2 separate regions of the Homo sapiens genome follow, and region 1 is linked to region 2. Evidence: read pairs that join two places in POLR2A ChIA-PET (ENCODE). Cell type or tissue: IMR-90. All regions are shown on one strand.

Region 1 (8,000 bases), 110 kb before region 2:
AAAAGGTTAAATTAAAGAAGTTTGTCACTAGTACTCCATAATTTTTTGGAGTTTCTTTTCATGGTTCTCATTTTTTTTCTTCTGCAGGGTGAGGGGCAGTGGTGGTAAAGGTATATTGTTTGTGTAGTGCACCATCAGTTATATGTAGAGATTTTTAACTGTGAGTCTGCAGTAGCAAGTGGCCATTGGTGAGAATCCAACCCACAGATATATACTGCTTGCCCTTAGAGTATTTGGAATATTTGATAATTGTCACCATTTAAGAATAGAGATTTCTTTTCTTTTTCTTTTTCTTTTTTTTTTTTTTTGAGATGGAGTCTTGCTCTGTTACCCAGGGTGGTGTGCAGTAGTGTGATCTTGGCTCACTGCAACCTCCGCCTCCCGGATTCAGGTGATTCTCCTGCCTCTGCCTCCCCAGTAGCCGGGGTTACAGGTACACACCACCATGCCTGGCTAATTTTTGTATTTTTAGTAGAGACGGGGTTTCACTCTGTTGGCCAGGCTGGTCTCGAACTCCTAACCTCAGGTGATCCGCCTGCCTTGGCCTCCCAAAGTGCTGGGATTACAGGCGTGAGCCACCTCGCGGCCAATAGGAAGATTTCATATTTAAGAAGTCTCAACTTCTAGCATCTCTAGAAAACCCACAGGACTTGGCTATACCTGGTGGCCATTCCTGCTTGAGACTAGATTGCCAGAGCTGAGTAGCGGTTGACCCTTTTAGGTGGGTACTGAGGTCTCCATTTGCAGTCTCCACCAGGTCTGCTTTGCCTTTGCTATTGCAGTATTTGCCTGGCATCTGGCCTGGATCTTATGCTGAACCTAATATTCAGACTTCTCAAGTCTGAAACTTTAAGGAAAAGAAAATAAGGAATGTAAATAGTACCTTTCTTTTTTAAAAAAATCATTTTACTGTCTCTACAAAAATAAAATCATTCTTATTAAGTCAAATAATTGGTGAAGGTTAATGTTAGAACATGTAGCATTCATTAACTTTGTCACTGATTGCATTATACATATGGGTGAGCCATTGTTTCTTAATAAAAATGGGGGTGAGACTTGCTAAGATTAGTTACGGACAATGATTGATGACCAGAACTCATATTTTTTACTGTATTTGTATAAGTAGCAGAGAAATATAGTAGGTGCTTCAAGGGTTGCAAGAGTAAAATGCCCCTTTTCTCAATGGGAGAAAAGGGAGTATTAGATCTAGTAGGAAATTAAGTAAACCAATTACTGTGATTCAGGCTAGGTTAAGATAAATATCACGAGTGAAGTATGAGCAAAGGTCATGAGGGTTAAAAGAAAAAGAAATTTGTGTAATTAGGATCAGTAAATTCTTTGAGGAAAAATAGCAGGTATGTTTTTCCTGCTACTTAATTTATTTTCTGAGCAAGAGGTTATTGGTTCTGATGCTCTTCGCTTAATGATTCTATCAGGAAAACATAATTATGAATTAGATGAGTTTAAACTTTTCACCCTTAGTGAAGAGTCTGGTCTACAGAACTTTTAGTTACCTGTGGTCTGGAGGGAAGTTGACGGTGATGTCTGTAGTGACTGAGGTACAGAGCACAGTTGAATGCTAGAATCGGTATGGATCATTGATTAGCCACTCTGGGGAAAACAGGCAAACATTACTGGCAAAGCTAAAAAGGACAGCCATAAATTAGGAAGGGAAAAGGAAAAACGAAGAGTAGACTTTCTGGTTGCTTTACTTCTCTCTCTTTACTGGCCATTGGTGAAATGAACAGAGTCCCTTTAAGAACACTTAAATACCCAGAAAAGTACCTTTTGGGAAGAAGATTTTTTATAGTGATTATTAACTATAACAATGGTTACCACTGACATTTTTTGTTGTTGTTGCTTACTGCCAAACAGGAACAGTTCTAATTGGTTTATTTGTATTGTTTTGGTTATCTATTGCTGCATAATAAAGCACTCCAAAACATAGTGGCTAAAACAATTGTGTATTTGCCCTTGATTCTAAAATTTGTGTATGGCTTTATGGTGACTTCTCCACATGTGATCTGTTGGCTATAATGTCCACTGTGGCTTCTTAACTCATAAATCTAGTGCCTCAACTGGGATGGCTGGAGCAGCTGGTAGATGGCTGGGCATTTCCCTCTCTCTTCCTACCCATGTCGTCTCTCCACTTGAAGAAGGTTGGCCTTCTTTTTTTTTTTCCCCCCTGAGATGGAGTCTTGCCCTGTCGCCCAGGCTGGAGTGCAGTGGTATGGCTCACTGCAACCTCCGCCTTCCGGGTTCAAGCATTTCTCCTGTCTCAGCCTCCCAAGTAGCTGGCATTACAGGTGCGTGCCACCACGTCCAGCTAATTTTTGTATTTTTCATGGAGATGGGGTTTCACCATGTTGGCCAGGCTGGTCTCGAACTCCTGACCTCGTGATCTGCCACCTTGGCCTCCCAAAGTGCTGCGATTACAGGCATGAGCCACTGTGCCCAGCCAGCTTGGCCTTCTTCATAGCATGGCAGCTATGGCAGTTCCGTGAAAGACCTTTCCAAGCCCTAGTGTGCCGGTATTTATCAAGCTTCTGTGTTCCTCATCCTTGCTAATGTTCCAATGGTGAGTGCTGGTCACATAACCCAGTGTGCATTAAATATGGGAGGGGACTATAAAATGGCATGAATACAGCAAGTTGAGCTTTCCTCAGGGCATCAAAGTAACAGTACCATGTGTATTACTTATTTTCATGTAATACGAGATAATAGAATACTAGTAGTGAGGGACAGGCTGGGAGATAGGACAAATACTTATGAGTTCTTCCTTCAGGCCCAGCAAGCTAAGTTGTCTTTTGTTAAATGAGTCAAATTTCTCCACAATAGATGTTGCTTTTTGGCTACCATTACCTTAATTTTAAACCAAAAATACTGAATACGGATGTTGTTTATTGTTTGAATATGCAGGTATTTCTGTGTTACCTTGAAATCACTGGCAGTACATTTCAGTTTTGTGCTGCGTTAAAAATTGTTGTTATTAGATACAACTTATTGATAACTATGTATGTCTTGTCACATCTCTACAGGATTTAGGGTATGATGATTTTAGGTGTTTTAGTGGTTATGTGATTTAGTGAGTAAAATAATGAACAGTATGGGGGACAAAAAGAAATATACAATTCTACAGTCTAGTTGGAAGATGAGGCATTACTGGTAGGGAAATAAGATGATAAAAGTAGTCTACAGATACGTTGTGCAGGTAAATTTTTCAAATTCAGAGGATAGTTGCCAAAGAGTGAAAGAATGAAAGTAAATGAAAGAATGATACTGAAATTTCATACCATAATTCTCTTGAAGGAAATTTCAGTATCATTCATTTAGGATTATTACAGTGAGAAAGTGTGATTAACTTTTGTAACATTTGTGTTTCAAATTGTAGTCAAGTTGTTATGTGTAACATAGAGTTTTAGTTACAGAGGGAAGCTTCTCTGCTTAGATACAGAAGTAGCCTTAGGTAGAGTGACTTGCTTCACTCCACCCTACACCCTAGCTAAGTTCATATAACTAGGTAGTGGTAGAACTGGGACAGAATCCGATTCTCATACTGTTTCACATATATTTAGATTTGAGTAATATTTATAATTCATTTTTTTTTAAATTTTAGAGAGGACTAGAAGCAAAGGCTCAGTATTTGCTAATCATTTGCTAGATGTCAGGTACTTTATATAGATTATCTTATTTAATTCTTACAATGATATAGTGAGAATGGGCATCATCCTCATTGTTGAGGAAACTGAGTGATAGAGCTGGAATTTTAATGTAAATACTATGCTTTTTATTTTGTCTTGCCCCTTTCCATTACGTAGAATGTACACACATATATGCACCCAGATAAAACTTAACGTACTTCAGGGCTGGCAGTAACTGGCATTTTGGACTTAATAGTTCCCCCCTGTCCCCCATAGTCATAGGTTGAAGCCTTAACCACCAATGTAACTGAATTTGGAGATACAGCCTTTAAAAGAGGTAATTAAGGTTAAATGAGGTCATAAGGGTGGCTGGTGAATCCTATAGGACGGGTACCTTTATAAGAAGAGGTACCAGGAGTATGAGTGCATCAAGAAAAGGTCATGTGAGGACATGGTGAGGAGGCCTTCATTTGTCAGCTAAGGAGAGAGGCCTGACCAGAAACCAAGCTTGCCAGCACTTTGATAGTTCAATTTCCAGCATGCAGAACTGTGAAAAAATAATTTCTGTTGTTTAAGCCACCCAGACTCTGGTATTTCGTCATAGCAGCCCAAACTGACTAATACATGGGTAACTCTACATCTTTAAAAATGGATTTGGATTATTTTGGAACAGATTAAATGCATGTCTGCTGCTTGAGAAATAAGGTCCTCATTCTTTTAATTTCTTTCACTGTGGGAGAGAAAATCTTGCCTTACTTTACCTCTTTCTTTGTTAGTCAGTGACCTTTATCTTTTTTGATTGTACCTCTGTTGAAAGATGGAAAGCATATTTAAATGCATGTCTGATTATTATAGTGTGGAAAGATCCTACACATGACCATGGTAGCCATGGAATATCCTATGGATAAGCTGTTACTCCAGCAAATTTTCTGTATTCAATGTGTGTTCATTGTTGTAACATTTTACTTTAAAAATTTCGCTAATACATCTGTCTCAAGCTAAGGGAAAGACTTAGAGATCTCCCTCACCTCTTTTAAGTGTTTTTTGTAGGAATAACTTGCTAAACTGGGTTCATATTAGACACTTGTGTAACGATAGACCGTATCTCACCTATATTCTTTTCTATCTAAATGTTGATTCATTTCTCTAATTTTTAAATCTTTTTATTTTGAGGTAATTGTAGATTCATATGCAGTTTTAAGAAATAAGACAGATGGGCCGGGCGCAGTGGCTCACTCCTGTAATCCCAGCACTTTGGGAGGCCGAGGTGGGTGGATCACAGGGTCAGGAGATCGAGACCATCCTGGCTAACACGGTGAAACCCCGTCTCTACTAAAAATACAAAAAAAAAAAAAAATTAGCTGGGCGTGGTGGTGGGTGCCTGCTACTCGGGAGGCTGAGACAGGAGAATGGCGTGAACCTGGGAGGCAGAGTTTGCAGTGAGCCGAGATCATGCCACTGCACTCCAGCCTGGGCGACAGAGCGAGACTCTGTCTCAAAAAAAAAGAAAAGAAAAAGTAATAAGTTAGAGATGTACTTGTTCATCCATTTTACCTCAGTGGTAACATCTTGCATAACTATAGTGCAGTATCAAAACCAGGACATTGACATCGCTGTAATCCACCTATTTTGTTCACATTTCACCAGTTTTACATATATTCATTTGTGTGTGTGCATGTATGTGTGTGTGATATATTTAGTATTTAGTTCTATGCAGTATTGTAACATGTAAATTTGTATAATCATTACCATACTAGAGATACAGAAGAGTTTCTTCACCACTAGAATCTCTCATGCTGTGTTTTATAACCAGAGTGTCTCCTTCCTCTTTCCTTATTCCCTGGTAACTGCTAATTTGTTCTTTTTTTTTTTTTTTTTTTTTTTTCCTGTGGTCATTTAAAGAAGATTATGCGGGCTGGGTGCAATGGCTCATTCCTGTAATCTCAGCACTTTGTGAGGCTGAGGCAGTTGGATCGCTTGAGCCCAGGAGTTCAAGACCAGCCTGGGCAACATGGCGAAACCTTGTCTCTACAAAAAAAACAAAAATTAGCTGTTCGTGGTGTTGCACACCATAGTCCCAGCTATTCAGGAGGCTGAGGTGGGAGGATCACCTGAGCCTATGAGGTTGAGGCTGCAGTGAGTTATGATTGTGCCATTGCACTCCAGCCTGGGTGACAGAATGATAACCTGCCTCAAAATGGAATCAAATAGTATGTAACCTTTTGGGATTGGCATTTGTCACTCAGCATAATTTGTCAAGTTCGTGTAAGTTGAAGTATCAATATTTTGCCCTTTTTTCATTGCTGAATAGTAGTCCATGGTGTAGATGTGCCACAGTTTGTTTAACCGTTCAGCCATTGGGGAACATTTGGGTCATTTCTAGTTTTGGGTATTATAAAAAAAAGCTGCTATAAACATTTGTATATATGTTTTTGTGTGAACATAAGTTTTCATTTCTGTCAGTTAAGTCCCCGAGAGTACAATTACTGGATTGTATGATAGTTGCATGTTCACTTTTATAAGAAATTGCCAGCATTTTCTATAATGGCTATATATTTTTACATTCTCACCAGCAATGTGTGAAAGATCCGGTTTCTCTGTGTCTTAACCAGCATTTGATGATATCATTTTTTATTTTAGCCTTTCTGTTTTTACTGATATCTCATTGTGATTTTGATTAACATTTTTCTAATGTCTAATTATATTAGTCAGGGTTCTCCAGAGAGAATCAATAAGATACATGCATATATAAAAGGGAGTTTATTAGGGAGAATTGGCTCATGCCATTACAAAGTCAAAATCCCACAATAGGTCATCTGCAAGCTAGCCAATGAAAAAAGCTGGTACCACATCCAAGTTGGAAAGCCTCAAAGCCAGGAAAGCTGACAGTCTGAGGCCAAAGGCCTGAGACCCCCAGGGAGGCTGCTAGCCTGAGTCCTGGAGTCCAGAGACCAAAGAACCTGGAGTTTGATGCCTGAGGGCAAAAGCAAAATATCCCTCACTAGAAGGGGATGGGGAACTCAGCACGCTGGCTCTGTTTCTCTTACTGCCTGCTTTGTTCTGGCAGCCGACTGCATTGGATGGTGCCCACCCAGAGTGGGTCTTACTCTCCTCATTCACTGACTCACATGCCAGTCTCTTCTGTAAACACCCTCACAGACACACCCAGAAACAATGCTTCACCAGCCATCAAGGCATCCCTCAGTCCAGTCAAGCTGACACCTAATATTAACCATCACAGTAATGATGTTGGAAAATCTTTTTCTTTCTTTCTTTTTTTTTTTGACAGTGTCTTGCTCTGTTGCCTAGGCTGGAATGCAGTGGCACAATAATGGCTCATTACAACTTCCACCTTCCAGGTTCAAGCGATTTTCCTGCCTCAGCCTCCCAAGTAGCTAGAATTACAGGCACCTGCCACCACGCCTGGCTAATTCTTGTATTTTTAGTAGAGACAGGGTTTCACCATGTTGGCCAGGCCGGTCCTGAACTCCTGACCTCAAGTGATCCACCTGCCTCAGCCTCCCAAAATGCTGGGATTACAAGCGTGAGCCACCTCGCCCAGCTTGAAAAATCTTTTCATGTGCTTTTTCCATCTGTATACCTTCTTTGGTGAAATGTCTGTGTCTTTGGCCCATTTTCAAATTGGATTTTTTTAAATTGTTGAGTTTCAAGAGGTTCAACCCATATTGTAACATGTGTCAGAATTTTCTTTCTTTCTTTTTTTTTGAGACAGAGTCTCACTCTGTCGCCCAGGCTGGAGTATGGTGGTCCGATCTCGGCTGACTGCAAAGTCCACCTCCCCAGTTCATGCCATTCTCCTGCCTCAGCATCCCGAGTAGCTGGACTACCGGCGCCTGCCACCACGCCTGGCTAATTTCTTTTTTTTTTTTTGAGGCTGAATAATGTTCCATTGCATGTATATATCACCTTTTGTTTACCCAGTTATCCACTGAACATTTGGGTTGCTTGCATCTTTTGGCTATGGTTCCCAGTGTGCACATGGTATATAAATATCTGTTCCAGTGCCTGCTTTCATTTTGGGTATATACCCAGGCATGGAATTGCTGAATCATATGGTAATTCTGTTTTTAATTTTTTAAGGAATCATCATACTGTTTTCCACAGTGACCACACCATTTTATAGTCCCAGCAGCAATGCACAAGGGTTAGAATTTCTCTGCATCCTTGCCAACACTTTTTTTTTTTTTTTTGAGACGGAGTTTCGCTCTTGTTGCCCAGGCTGAAGTGCAATGGCGTGATCTCGTCTCACTGCAATCTCGTCTCACTGCAATCTCGTCTTACTGCAATCTCCGCCTCCTGAGTTCAAGTGATTATCCTGCCTCAGCTTCCCGAGTGCCA
Region 2 (8,000 bases):
CTTGAAGGGAAGAAATTAGTGATTTAATGTTGGAAATGTGGGGTAATGCCATAGTTGGCCTAACATAAGGATGACACAGAAGTGCAGCAGGTAGGTAGGGAGTCTCTGGACTTTAGAGATAGGCTACGGAATTCCGACTTCCATAGATAAATGTACTCTGCTGACACTAGATCAGAAGGGTTACAGGAAAAGTTCTGAGAAAGGTTTGTGATTCTGCCTAAGGCATTTGATATTTTTATTAGCCATTAAATAAGCCTCATTCAGAAAAGCTTTTAATCAGCTTTTTTTCCCCTCAAATAAATAGAATTGACTAAGCACTGTTTGCTTTTCAGTTGGCTAATTGGGAATAAATGGTAACAGACCTACCAGGAGGAGTTCCATAGAGAAAACTACTTAAAAACTCCCATTATACAAAGAAAAAAGATCAATACACACAGAGATACCGAAAAATAGACAACCTCGAAAACTATAACTACTTGTTTTCCTCTATTCATTTGCATTTGTCATTGCCAACATGCATTTATATTGATTTATTCCTTCTTTTAGTTAAGTCCATCAAAGTTAGAAAAAAATGAAGATGTGAACACTAATTTAACACACCTATTGAACATACTTTCAGAGCTTGTGGAGAAAATATTCATGGCTTCAGAAATACTTCCACCGTAAGTGGTGAAATTTTCATTTGACAAGAAATTGTGTATCTATGTCTTCAGAAATTTCTATTTCTAAAACGTGAAAGCTTTTCTGTTGTCCTAATATTATTATACTCTGAAAAAGTCATGGTTAATCTTTATGAGATGAATTGTATTTAAAGAAAATAGCTGTCTTAATAAAACCACCCATTATTTTCGTACAAGCCAATATGTCTGGTTTGTACTGTAGTAGCTTGGGGAGTGAATAGAGGTTTATAGTTTCAGATTTGAGATTGTAAAAGATATCTTGTCTATCCATTTAGTCTATACTTGATAGACTAATCACTCTGTTAATATGCTTGTCGGCCTCCAGTATTAGTGAACTCACTTGTTCAGGTAGAAGTTAACTTAAGTCTAAATCTTGCTCCCCAGAATTTGCAGCTGGTTGGTTCTCTATATCTGAAAGTAAATGTCAGGAAGTTGACTGAATAAATTGATGATAAACTTAGTGGATAAAGTTTTCCTTACCCCTTGCTAAATGCCTCATTACCTGTGGCAAAATACTTTTTTGGGTAAAAGGCCAGTTTTATTGAACTGTGGTATATTTGGGTAAATTAAGCTTTTGGCTGCTAGGAGATCAGTGTTTTCACTTGCTTTCTGTGTTGAGATGATTGTGTTATTTTGGCAGGACATTGAGATATATTTATGGGTGTTTACAGAAATCTGTTCAGCATAAGTGGCCTACAAATACCACCATGAGAACAAGAGTTGTTAGGTAAGGCTCATCAATTGATTTGTTAAATCACATACTAATAGGTGGATAATTGTGAAAAATTGAGGAATAACAATATACAATTCAATGCTTTTTTCTTTGGCTTTTATGTCAAAGCCCTGTTGCATATTTTCTAAGTCCAGATGGCTCCTAAACTGAAAGTTACTGTGAGATTTAGCTGCCGTTTGCATTTTCTAAAAACATGAACATTCATTTATAGTCAAGTATTGGGGATTTTTAAACCCTTACAAGATGAGGCTAAAAGTTATATAACAAAATCTGTAGCTAACTTCATATAGTATTCTTCATACATACACACACATTGATTGGCAGTGAGAGAGAAGGGCAGTAATTGACCGATTTAGATATTAATTGGTTTGTTACAATCTGTGACTCTGAGCTAATCAGAACCAGAACATGTAGTTCTGAAGCTGTGTTTCAGTCTGCTCATTGTACCATAATTAGGAAGAACTGCTTTGGCAAATCATGGAATTTGGGAGCTTATATAAAGGGACTTCATTATCATTATTCTATAGGAAGAACTGCTTTGGCAAATCATGGAATTTGGGAGCTTACGTAAGGTTACTTCATTATCATTATTCTAACTTATTTTTCCAATGAAGAAGCAGATCTGTCTGGAGAGGTTAAGTTGAACTAAGGTTTTATAGAAAGCTGGTGGCTAAGGCAGAACTAAAGGTAACTTTCTAAGACCCAATCTGATATCCTTGAGTCTTATTGTAGGCTTTTGCTTTTGTTAAGCATACTCCAACTAATACCCCAACTAATTCCAGGCAAATGGAAGTTTAATGCGAAAGCGTCATGGAATACAGCAGTTTTCTAATAATATAATTTGTTATTTAGAATATACACTGTCATGTCATGCTATATGTAAAATAATTAGGCAACCATTAACACCATTATTACACAGTTTGTTTTGAAAATGTGTTAATCCTGCCTCCAACCTAAATTTTGTCAAGGGGCTTCTATTTCTTTTTTTGGGGGGCAGGTAATATTTCTCTTGGTTATGATATGACATAATATTTAAGAACTACAGATTCTGTTTTTCTTGGCATTAGTGGTGATTGGGAGGAATAGAAAAGAATTACAAGCATAATATTCCAGCACAGTTACGTGTGAGATGTAAATTAAAACTGTTCTATAAATTTGTAAGTTTCAAACAAGTATAACTGTTAAGCAAACACAGCAGGAAATTGTAAACTGTTTCGTGCAAGAGGGTGTTTTAGGGCATTTTTGCCAAGGTTAGGTTTCAGGCTCATAGACCTACTATGTATAATTATCACAATATTTTCAAGTAAAGTTTACAAGATTCTTTAAATTTGGGAAGTCCAAAATTAAAGACTTAATTGTTATTTTTTTGAGACAGGGTCTTGCTCTGTTGCCCATGCTGGAGTGCAGTGGTGTGATTTCGGCTTACTGCAACCCCCGCCTCCCAGGTTCAAGTGAGATTCTTGTGCTTCATCCACCCAAGTAGCTGGATTACAGGCATGCACCACCATACCTGGCTATTTTTGTATTTTTAGTAGAGATGGGGTTAGACCATGTTGGCCAGGCTGGTCTTGAACTCCTGGCCTCAGGTGGTACACCCACCTCGGCCTCCCAAAGTGTTGGATTACAGGCATGAGCCACCATGCCCAGCCAATATATTAGAATTTCTATAAATGCTGTTTGAGAAGTAACATCTTTACTTTCTAAGAGTCCAAAAATTAGCAAACAGGTACATGTTCAAAGGTAAATGCTAAGAAATTGGGTAATCCACTCTAACAGAGAACAGAGATTGTATCTATTAATCTATAGAAGGAATTGCGTAACTCATTATTTTGGGAATAATGCTTGTCTTTACATGGATTATGTCTATCAATCTGTAGAAGGAATTGCATAATTCATTATTTTAGGAATAATGCTTGTCTTTACATGGGGCAAGTAAGAGGTTAATTATTAGTGTGGATTCTTCTTAAAAGGAAATTAGAAATTATCTACATGACAACATATCCTCCCTACCAGTGACTAAAGGAGGCAGAATAGGAGTATCTATGCAAGCTTTTAACACTGACATTGTCCCAAAGTAAAATTAGCAGATAAAATCATATATGACAGCTGTTAGTATAATTTTTGCTTTTGCTATTGTTTTATAATTTGACAACTTTTTAAAACTTTAGAATTCCTAATGTCTTGTCTTAAAAGTTTTTCAGGCTGGGCATGGTGGCTCAAGCCTGTAATCTCAACATGTTTAGACCAAGACAGGAGGATTGCTTGAGGCCAGGAATTTGAAATTGTCCTGGGCACCGTAGCGAGACTCTGCTTTCTACAAAAATAATTAAAAAAAAAAAAAAATTGCCAGGTATGGTGATGTGCACCTGTAGTCCTAACTACTCTAAGCCTGAGGCAAGAGAATTGTTTGATCCCAGGGGTTCAAGGTTGCAGTGAGCTGTGATTGTGGGCCACTGCACTCCAGCCTGGGTGACAGAACAAAACCCTATCTCAAAGAAAACAAAGAAAAAAGGAAAAAAGAAAACCTTTCCAGTGTTCTATTATAGACATTTTCATTGATCAATAAGTCACTTTTTCTCTAGTGCAATGGATTCTTATTTTTATGTGAATCATCAACAAAATCAATGCAACCAACTTAGGCTGTTCTGTTTAAATAAATTAAGAAATGAGGGTGTGTGAAGTTCTAAAATTGTACAGAACTATGCTTATATAAAAAGTTTATTTCTACTCCTGTGGTATTTCAGAAATTCTTAAGATTCCTGAGGATACTACTTTCTCTAAGTATCAAATGACCACTAGCCTGGAATAATAAATAGTAAGCAAGACAGTAAATACTACAGATAAACAACATTTTCCCAAAGTTAATCCACATTCTAAATTGGGAAAAGTGAGTAATACATTCAAGAAGCAGATATATATATTCTTAAAATACGATGCTTTGGCTTACTGTTTTCTTAAAGCTTTCTGTGTCTGGGCTTTCTTTTATTGGTTTAGAGTGAATTTTATGGGTTCTATGAGTACTAAAAATTCTGTTTATATATATTGTTTTAATGTAACACATTATATAGGTGTTTTCTAAAAAAAAAAAAAAAAAATTTCCCTCCCATTCAGTGGTTTTGTTTTTCTTCGACTCATCTGTCCTGCCATCCTGAATCCACGGATGTTCAATATCATCTCAGGTAATCAGCTTTTGATACATTTTGAAATTCAAAATATTAGAATTAACAGTTTCATACTATTTAAGAATACTCTTAAATCTTTTTTTTTTTTTTGATCATCCAATTCTAGTCATGGCATATATGAAGTATTCCAAAGCACCCTTCCTTCCTTGTGCTTGTGCTTCTTGGGCTTTTTTCTTTTTGTTTCTTTTCTTCCATCTCATATCTGGTCTGAGATGGCATGATTACACACATTCCACCTTTTTTCTACCCCTATTTGTGTCTCAAACCTTTATAATAAGTGACTTCTTGTAGTCTGCAGCTTGGCTTTTTCAAGTTGGGAAGAGCTTTGCTTAGCCCATTGCTAGACTGCTGCCAGCTAGATCTTCAAGATCAAATTAAATGATATGTACAGTTGGAATAGTATTCTGTGAGTACTTATGAAGAAAGCAGTCCTGGTTCCTCCCGTTAGAGATTTTTAAAGTCACCAGTTATATAGTGTAAATTGGCCATTTTAAACTTCAGTAAACCTGATCCAGTTTTATTACCCATATATCCATTTTGAGATGACTTTCAGGTGTTAAAAGCTTCTTTCAAAGAAAGGATAACAGGGATATTTGTGACTTTGAATGTAATAATGAACCATTATAAACAGTAGGAACTGGAACCATTTTTACCTTAATAATCTGAAGCTCAAAATTGTACTAAAAATGTTTTGGAATGTCTTAATTTTTACTTCTATATAGCCATCACATCTCTGTAATTATCTTTTATTGCTACTAAAGTGGTTAAATCTATAAATTATTAATATTAAGGGTTTGAAATTCTTTTGGAGAGATTTATCTGGATGTTCGCCTCAGACAACACCATCTAAAACTAGGCAGTCAGGTAGATTATTTATGGGATTTTACTGTTAAATAATTAAGTTCCAGAGCTTATATTTAATAGACACCAATACTTTTCATTTACATCCTACTATCTGTGTTCCACAGGGAAGTGCTTCCTGACTTACCTTTAAAATATTTTAAAAGTTTATTAAATTTCATGTTTTTCTCCTCAAAATAAAGCAGAGGTCCTAGACTTTATCTTGCTTCTTGAGCTTTAAGCGAATTATTTGGACTGCAAATAATGTTGGGAGCAGGGAATTGCTCAGATTGCTAACCTGAGTAGGTTGAAATTAGCTTTGTGAACTGTCATAAAAGATGTGAGGAGTGACAATCTTTTTTAGTGATAAAGGTAAAGCTTTGAGGTCCTTTGAAATAGTATCAACCGTTGGAAACTGCTGAGTTTTGTAGTACCCTTTTCGCAAGCCTAGAAGCACTGATAAGCATATTCACTTTTTCTCTTTTAATTCAAGTTCTTTTGAATTTTATGGATCATAAATTTTTCAAAAAACATTTTTCCAAAAACATTCTGAGTTCCGAATGGAAGAATGGGTAGTAGTTTAACAGTAAAGAAATATTAAAGTGCTAAATTTATAATGGTTTAGCTGGAAGTGCTGTTGGACTTGGTGTCATTAGCTGTGCCCAATTCTGTTACAGATTCTCCATCTCCTATTGCTGCAAGAACACTGATATTAGTGGCTAAATCTGTGCAGAACTTAGCAAATCTTGTGGAATTTGGAGCTAAGGTAAAAACATTTTGATACTTTAAAATGTAATTTATGAATGCAAGTTTGACATGATAAAACCATAAATTGTGGCTTAAGTAAATTTTTAGCAGTGAAATTTTTAGCGATGAAAGATTATTTTTGTTGGTATGTTTGTTTTTAAAGTAGCTTGTTTAAATTTTACATTTTAATAGTGGAACTTTAAAAAACACAAATTTAGCCATTATAGAAAACGAATTTTTCAAGGTCCAGTGTACTCAAATTCTCCCACTTTTAAACATAATCAATGAGTACATTTTAATACAAAAAGTCATTTAAAAATTTATTTCACAAACATTCACTGTAAATGTTAAAACTCAAGATTTTATTTTTTTAAACACCTACACTTAATTGTACTATCTAAGGATAATGACTGATATTCAGTTGGGATCATATCATGCCTCCTGCTTTTGTCACCTAATACGTGACAGACTTCTTGCCATATGTGGAAATAGATAACTCTTTCACTATTCTTAATAATGGATATTTAGATGGCTTCCATTTGTCCCTGTTATTGTTGTAACATATATTCTTGCATACATTTCCTTTCATACTTACTCAATTATTAGCTGAACTTTGGAGTAAAATCACTAAGTAAATACGTTTTAGGCTTTTGCTATGTGTTACAAGATTTCCTGTCAGCAATTTAAGATACTTTTATTGCTCCTCACAGCCTTGCCAGAACTCATTGGGTACTATACTTTTTTCTTTTTTGCCAATTGGATAGGCATAATATTTTGTGTTTCATTATTTTATTACTGTTAGAGAGACTTTCATGTCTTTATCTTTGGAATTGCCTATTGAGGTCCTTATCTCATTGAGTTTCTTACTGATTTTAAAAGAGTGTGTTAATCTTAACATTTTCCCTATTTATAGCATGGTTTTAAGTAGTCAGGATTTTAGTACGATGAGCAGTTAACTACGTGTATGGCCTAGGTTTTGAATTCATCTGAATCTTTGAGGCAGGTTACAAATAAGATATTTTCCTATTGCAGTCTTTATTATATTGTATTTTAATTCCCTGTAATCTCTGCTGGATTCAAACCTATGATTTGGGGCCATGTTTGAGTGAATTTATATATAAACAATTTGTGTCTGCCAGGCTATGTGTTACGATTTGTGCTTGGGTCCAGAATTTTCTTTCATTAAAAATACCCATACTCCTCAGTATAGCCATTTGCTTATATACTAGAAGGAAAATACTGTCATTATATGATTTAATTAATTCTTGTGAATGTGTTGCTGCTGCTACACCTAATTTATAAGAAGTATTGCTACATGTATGGGTTTTGCTATATTAATTTGGTGCAATAGTAATTGCAGTTTTTGCTGTTAACTGTAATTACTTTTGCACCAACCTAATAGATCAAACAGTGGTTTGTTTCTGGTGCATATAACAGAAGCATTTTATTTTTCAGGAGCCCTACATGGAAGGTGTCAATCCATTCATCAAAAGCAACAAACATCGTATGATCATGTTTTTAGATGAACTTGGGGTATGTATATAGTTTTCAGGTACTTTTTTTAAGACTTCTAGTTGATATAGCTGAGTTAACCCATTTAAGCAGCAATCTTTAGAAAGATTTTCTATCCAAAACTAAAAAGACAAAAAGCCTGCAAATTTTTGTCTGCCTTCCTAAACAAAAAACATATTTTTGTTTGTAATTAAAACCATTTATTCTTACACTAAATAGTTTACACCAAAGCATACATTATTGTGGCTTTTAGACTACTTCCATCATTTTTTAGGGTCTGTCTTGCTTTTCATATCCTTTTAAAGC

What was found. ChIA-PET counts read pairs that join two places held together with the same protein. Peaks named below come from ENCODE experiments on the same cell type or tissue, not always from the same donor. Only the 100,000 strongest peaks of a DNase experiment are listed, where the experiment ranks them.
Region 1: POLR2A ChIA-PET joins it to region 2 with 12 read pairs; 14 of 35 experiments call an interaction of 5 or more read pairs at or near these places.

The regions. Positions count from the first base shown.
Region 1 is chr5:87,273,408-87,281,407 of GRCh38, forward strand. The region is part of intron 1 of RASA1 (RAS p21 protein activator 1); the gene reads left to right. Among named protein-coding and RNA genes, the nearest start is that of RASA1, 9.5 kb to the left of the region's middle. In IMR-90, no CTCF peak of the experiment used is centred here; no DNase peak of the experiment used is centred here.
Region 2 is chr5:87,379,189-87,387,188 of GRCh38, forward strand. RASA1 (RAS p21 protein activator 1) reads left to right here. Exons shown (of 25, transcript NM_002890.3): 19 at 547-662; 20 at 1,321-1,407; 21 at 4,525-4,592; 22 at 6,113-6,201; 23 at 7,638-7,715. It also overlaps a transcript of CCNH not described here. Among named protein-coding and RNA genes, the nearest start is that of CCNH, 30 kb to the right of the region's middle. In IMR-90, no CTCF peak of the experiment used is centred here; a DNase peak (open chromatin) is centred at 4,233; H3K27ac peaks cover 356 bases.